Regions from separate parts of the Homo sapiens genome. Here region 2 is linked to region 1. A link is an interaction called in ENCODE POLR2A ChIA-PET data of the cell type or tissue named here. Cell type or tissue: IMR-90. All regions are shown on one strand. Each heading gives the region's core, and the rest is flanking DNA. Links, peaks and the distances in the headings are about the cores only. Region 1 overlaps CRYBB1 (crystallin beta B1). Region 2 overlaps TPST2 (tyrosylprotein sulfotransferase 2).

Evidence for each region. ChIA-PET counts read pairs that join two places held together with the same protein. Peaks named below come from ENCODE experiments on the same cell type or tissue, not always from the same donor. Only the 100,000 strongest peaks of a DNase experiment are listed, where the experiment ranks them.
Region 2: POLR2A ChIA-PET joins it to region 1 with 7 read pairs; 10 of 35 experiments call an interaction of 5 or more read pairs at or near these places.

What each region holds. Positions count from the first base shown.
Region 1 is chr22:26,605,532-26,608,444 of GRCh38, forward strand. It overlaps CRYBB1 (crystallin beta B1), which reads right to left. Exons shown (of 6, transcript NM_001887.4): 4 at 2,358-2,490. It also overlaps a transcript of CRYBA4 not described here. Among named protein-coding and RNA genes, the nearest start is that of CRYBB1, 11 kb to the right of the region's middle. RefSeq lists an enhancer at 1,867-2,509. In IMR-90, for the core only: no CTCF peak of the experiment used is centred there; a DNase peak (open chromatin) is centred at 1,330.
Region 2 is chr22:26,548,829-26,551,741 of GRCh38, forward strand. The region is part of intron 1 of TPST2 (tyrosylprotein sulfotransferase 2); the gene reads right to left. Among named protein-coding and RNA genes, the nearest start is that of MIR548J, 5.0 kb to the right of the region's middle. RefSeq lists a silencer at 1,475-1,769. In IMR-90, for the core only: no CTCF peak of the experiment used is centred there; a DNase peak (open chromatin) is centred at 1,913; H3K27ac peaks cover 1,445 bases.

The DNA of each region.
Region 1 (2,913 bases), core at 247-2,746:
GGCGTGGCGGTGCACACCTATAATCCCAGCTACTTGGGAGGCTGAGGCAGGAGAATTGCTTGCCCCAGGGAGGTGAAGGTTGCAGTGAGCCAGAACGTGCCACTACACTCCAGCCTGGGCAACAGAGTTAGATGTGTCTCAAAAAAAAAAAAAAAAAAAAAGGAAAATAGAAACAGGCCAACCAAAATGTCTGGGTTCAAGTAGAAGATGGTCAGGTTTATTTTTTTTTTTTATTTTGAAAAGATCCCTCTAACTTCCCACGACAGGGGGCTGGAAAGGAGTCAGGGAACCCAGCAGGGAGAGAGCTGAAGATGACCAGGTCAGAGATGATGGTGGCCTGGACCAGGACTGTGGCAGGGCAGAGAGAGGAAGGGTTAGACCAAGCTTATTTAACCTGCGGCCTGCAGGCCACATGTGGCTCAGGATGGCTTTGAATGTGGCCCAACACAAATTTGTGAACTTTCTTAAAACATTATGAGATTTTTTTTGCAATTGTTTTAAAGCTCATCCGCTATCGTTAGTGATAGTGTATTTTATGTGTAGCCCAAGACAATTCTTCCAGCGTGGGCCAGGGAAGCCAAAATATTGGGCACCCCTGAATTAGATGGTTGGATCTCAGCCCTGGCTGCACAGACGGACTACTTAGAGGGCATAGAAAAGATAGCAGTGCCGGAGTTCCAGCCCTAGAGATTCAGAATTAATTGGTCTGGGGTGGGGTCTAGGCTTTGAGATTTCTAAACATTTCTAATAACATATTTTATTTAAACAAATATACCTAAAATATTATAATTTCAATATGTAACCAATATAATGATATCAATGCATTGTTGACATTCTTTAAAATTTTTTTTACTATGTATTCAAAACCTAATATGTATTTTACACTTATGACACATCTCCATTTAGCCAAAATTCAAGTGTCCAATGGCCACATATGGCTACTGCCTATTATGTTGAATAGCAAGCTTCTAGAAGCTACTGGAAATGCCCTGGTTGATCACTCTTCCAAACAAACCCCTTAACATAGGTTGGCATATAAGAACCATTCAATGATTGAGAGAGACATCTGTGAATTCTTACAGAGAGTGCATCATGAAGGCAAATAATTCAGTCTTACATTCTGCGAAAAGTGTTGGGAATGATCTGTTTGAATAATCCATTAAGATAAATTTGGTGATGTCAAAACAGCTGGTGGTTGGCACTTGATAGCCTCAAATGCACATTCATGAAAATTCTTATAAATGTTCCCATCATGGAAGACAAAAGTCGGTTACCATCAGCAACTAACATTGGTGAGTAAGATGTAGCTGGTTCATGACTCATCATCAACTTAATTCTGGAAAAAACTGTGAATCACTTGGAGATATCGCCACCATTTTGACCTTGAATCTTCTGGAAGTTGACTTAGTTAAATATTATAAGAAACTAATTCAGTATATTGTCTTATTATTAAGAGGTTCAAGCTGCGTTTCTACAGTATCCCTCTCCTTTTTTTTTTTTTTTTTTTTTGAGATGGAGTCTGGCACCGTCACCCCGGCTGGAGTGCAATGGCATGATCTCGGCTCACTGCAACCTCTGGCTCCCGGGTTCAAGTAATTCTCCTGCCTCAGCCTTGCTAGTAGCTGGGATTACAGGCATGCGCCACCACGCCCGGCTAATTTTTGTATTTTTAGTAAAGACGGGGTTTCGTCATGTTGATCAGGCTGGTCTTGAACTCCTGACCTTGGGTAACCACCCACCTCAGCCTCCCAAAGTGCTGGGATTACAGGCATGGGCCACCATGCCCGGCTACAATATCCCTCTTCTTAGCCATTGCATGATCTGCAACCAGCATGTTTGGTGTTTCGAATGGGCACTGAAATTTGAAAAGTTTTCCCAGGCCTGGCATGGTGGCTCACGGCTGTAATCCTAGCACTTTAGGAGGCCCAGGCGGGAGGATCACTTGAGGCCAGGAGTTCAAGGCTGCAGTGAGCTATGATCACACTACTGTACACCAGGCTGGGGGACACAGCAAAACCCCATCTTTGGGAAAAAAAAAAAAAAAAAAAGCTCCCAGTAAGGTCTAAATGTGCAGCCAGGGATATCAAGAGAATCAAGGAAGATGCTGAAGTTTTTAGCTCTAACTTGGAAGCTTTTGTGCTTATCATTTGCCCAGGGTTCCTAGCTGGGTATGTAGTGAGTGTGTTAAGGACACTGATGAATTGATGAGCTCAAGAATCCACGGTCCTTTGACAACTCGGAGGCTGCCACGCCTCCCTACCCACCATCATCTCCTTCTTGCCCTTGTCAGATCTCAGACTTACACCTGCCCTGCCCCGCCTGGCTGATTCTCCAGCCCCAGCCGGAGAGCCACTCACCATTTTGATGGGCCGGAAGGACATGAGCCGATCACTGCGGTAGCTGCTCGACCATGTGTTCCAGCGAGGGTACTCGCCCTTCTCCAGGATGAACATCTCCCCGCGGAAGTTGGACTGCTCAAAGGCGACCCAGCTGGATACAAGAAGGACCATGAGGCAGACAGGAGACATATGGTTAGTAGAAGCCCCCACTCCCTACTTGCCTTTCTCTCTCCCCTGGCAAGGCAGCCCTGAGGACAGTAGGAAAGTCCAAAGGGGGCTGAACATGTCTGGGTTTGATTTTAGGCTCTGACACTTACAGGCTGTGTGACTATGGGCAAGTGACTTTACCTCTCTGAGCCTTTGTTTCTCATCTACACTCATATGCCTGTTTCCTTGGAGTTGGTGAAGGATTAAGTGAGATAAATGTGTGTGATTATCTGAGCACACTGTTTCTCTAGATGTAAGGTTCATACATGCTTCAAGTACTATCAGGACTTGGAGCCAAGGAACACATAGACATTTGAAACTTGACGCCAGCTAGGAGAAAGGCTCGTTTGATGTTAATGTGCCTTTA
Region 2 (2,913 bases), core at 414-2,913, 57 kb before region 1:
GTGGTGGTGCTTGCCTGTAGTCCCAGCTAATTGGGATGCTGAGGCAGGAGGATCACTTGAACCCCAGAGGTCAAGGCTAAAGTGAGCCATGATCATGCCACTGCACTCCAGCCTCGGTGTCAGAGGGAGCCCCTGCCTCAAAAGAAAAAAAAATCTGAAATCCAAAACCTTTCTAGTCCCAAGAATTTCAGATAAAGGGATACGCAGCCTGTAACACCTCCTAGAAGGGCACTTTGAAATGTGCCTAGCGCAAATGAGAAACTAGTCTTGCAGGAGTGCTGGGAGGTATAAATAAATTAGGGCATGTCGGAACAGCACCTGGCCCAGAGCAAGTGCTACCTGCCTGCTGGCTCTTGTTTTCAGCAAATCCTTGTATGGTGGAGATTTTTATCCCCATCTGAGAAGTGAAGAAATTGAAGCTCCAAGAGATGGAGTGATTAGCAGAAGCCAAACAACAAGTAAGAGGAAAGGCCAGTTTCCAAATGCGGTTCTGCCTCCAAGGTGCCAACCCTAGCGTGGTGTCATGCGGCTCATAAAACAGGGGCAGCAGCCAGGCACAGGGGCTCACGCCTGTAATCCCGGCACTTTGTGAGGCCAAGGTGGACAGATCACGAGGTTAGGAGATCGAGACCATCCTGGCCAACACAGTGAAATCTCCTCCGTACTAAAATACAAAAAATTAGCCAGGCATGGTGGCGCGTGGCTGTAATCCCAGCTACTCAGGAGGCTGAGGCAGAGGAATCGCTTGAACCTGGGAGGCAGAGGTTGCAGTGAGCCGAGATCATGCCACTGCACTCCAGCCTGGGCGACAGAGCAAGACTCCGTCTCAAAAAAAAAAAAAAAAAAAGAAAAAGAAAAAAGAAAAAAAAAATAATCAGATTAAGCCAGAATCGGTTGTTGGAAACAGCGGGGTTTCATTTCAGCAGGTGTGGTGACTCACACCTATAATCCCAGCACTTTGGGAGGCCGAGGCAGGTGGATCACGAAGTCAGGAGATCGAGACCATCCTGGCTAACACGGTGAAACCCCCCTCTCTACTAAAAAAAAAAAAAAAAAAAAATTAGCCGGGTGTGGGGGATCGCGCTTGGGAGCTCCCAGCTACTCAGGAGGCTAAGGCAGGAGAATTGCTTGAACCTGAGAGGCAGAGGTTGCAGTGAGCCGAGATCATGCCACTGCACTTCAGCCTGGGTGATGGAGCAAGACTCCATCTCAAAAAAAAAAACAAAAAAAACAAATGGGCAGCAGGAGACCATGGGAGGAAACTTTGCTCCCTCTTTCCATTGACCCTGAAATGTCCCTGGAAGGGAGGGGCTAATCAATCTAAGAGATCCCCTTAGACTCAGATTCATTCATTCCACCAATGTTTACTGAGCAAGTACCATGTGCGGGGCCCTGCTCAAGATACTGGGATACATCAAGGGCAACAGACAAAGGTTCCTGCCTTCATAGAGCTGACATTCCAGTGGGGAGCCAAGAAACCAGTATGTGAGACAATGACACCAGTGATAAAGGCTCAGAAGCAAATGCCCATGATGAGAGGTGGAGGCATTCCCCAGGGGTTAAAGAAGGAAAGAAGGGAGTGACATTTGCATTGAGACCACACTGAATTTTGGCTCAAATCTATAGGAACTTTCTAAATCATCATTTCTCCAAGCTCAGCAGATCAGGAGGTTCCCAAGAGAAAAGCGGCAGGGGGGCAGGGAGGGGACAACAGCGGGGAGCTGGCAGTGCACAAAGCCAGCTCAGGAGGTCACTGCACTTACAGAGTGGCCCTGGAGCAGGGCCCAGTGCCCACGTGCTCAGGCTCAGCCATCAGCCCTGCAATTCCTCCCCATGGGAACCAGCTCCCAACATTCCATTGCCATGGCTATTCCCAACCCTACCAGACCACGCTGACCACACCAACTCCCACCCACCACGCCTCAACCTTCTGCAGAGCTGGGGAGACGCAGGTCTCTTGGGCAGGGTCCCTGGGAATCAGGGACCTCTGACCTATTGCGGGGGGAAGCCAGCCAAGAAAGCCCTCCAGATTCCAATGGGGTGTGAGTAAGGGAAAAATAATTCTGAAGCTCTGGACACTGCTTGAGCATAAAAAGCATGAAGAGTGGTTCAAGAGGGAAAAAGGGCAGGGAGGCTGGCATGCAGCCTTAAAAATATTAGCTCAGGCCAGGCACAGTGGCTCACGCCAGGCATGGTGGCTCATGCCTATAATCCCGGCACTTTGGGAGGCTGAGGGGGATGGATTGCTACAGCAAAGGAGTTTGCGACCAGCCTGGAAAATAAGACAAAACCCTCTCTTTACAAAAATTAGCTGGGCTTGATGATAATACACCCATAGTCCCAGCTACTTGGGAGGCTGAAGTGGGAGGATGGCTTGAGCCTGGGAGGCAGAGGTTGCAGTGAGCCAAGATCACACCACTGCACTCCAATCTGGGTGACAGGGAGAGATTCTGCCTAAAAAACAAACAAACAAACAAACAAAAAAACATTAGTTCAGACTTAGAGCCCTTATTATATACCAGGCACTGAACTAAGGGTTTTACATATATCATTGCATTTTGTCTTAACCATTGACCCTATTTGACCCTCCCTTATTAACCATCCATTTCCTGGGGCTCAGAGACGTAAAGGAACCTGCCGAAGGCCATGCAGCTGGGAGGCAGGGGAGCTAGAAGGAAAACTCAAGTCTCTCTCTTTCCAGAGCCTGTGTTCTCCTCCCTGTCTTGCTTTGCATTTTTTTTTACCTAAAACCATCAAAGCAGGGTCCCACACACTGTCCCAGTCTCCCGTTCAGAGGCCCAGTTCAGCACTCTGTTAGGGACTAGCCAGGGGTGGGGACTGATGAGGCTGGGGGTCACATCCTGGCTCCCCCACTCAAAGGCTGGGTGTCCTGGGTCAATCTTGGGCAGCTCT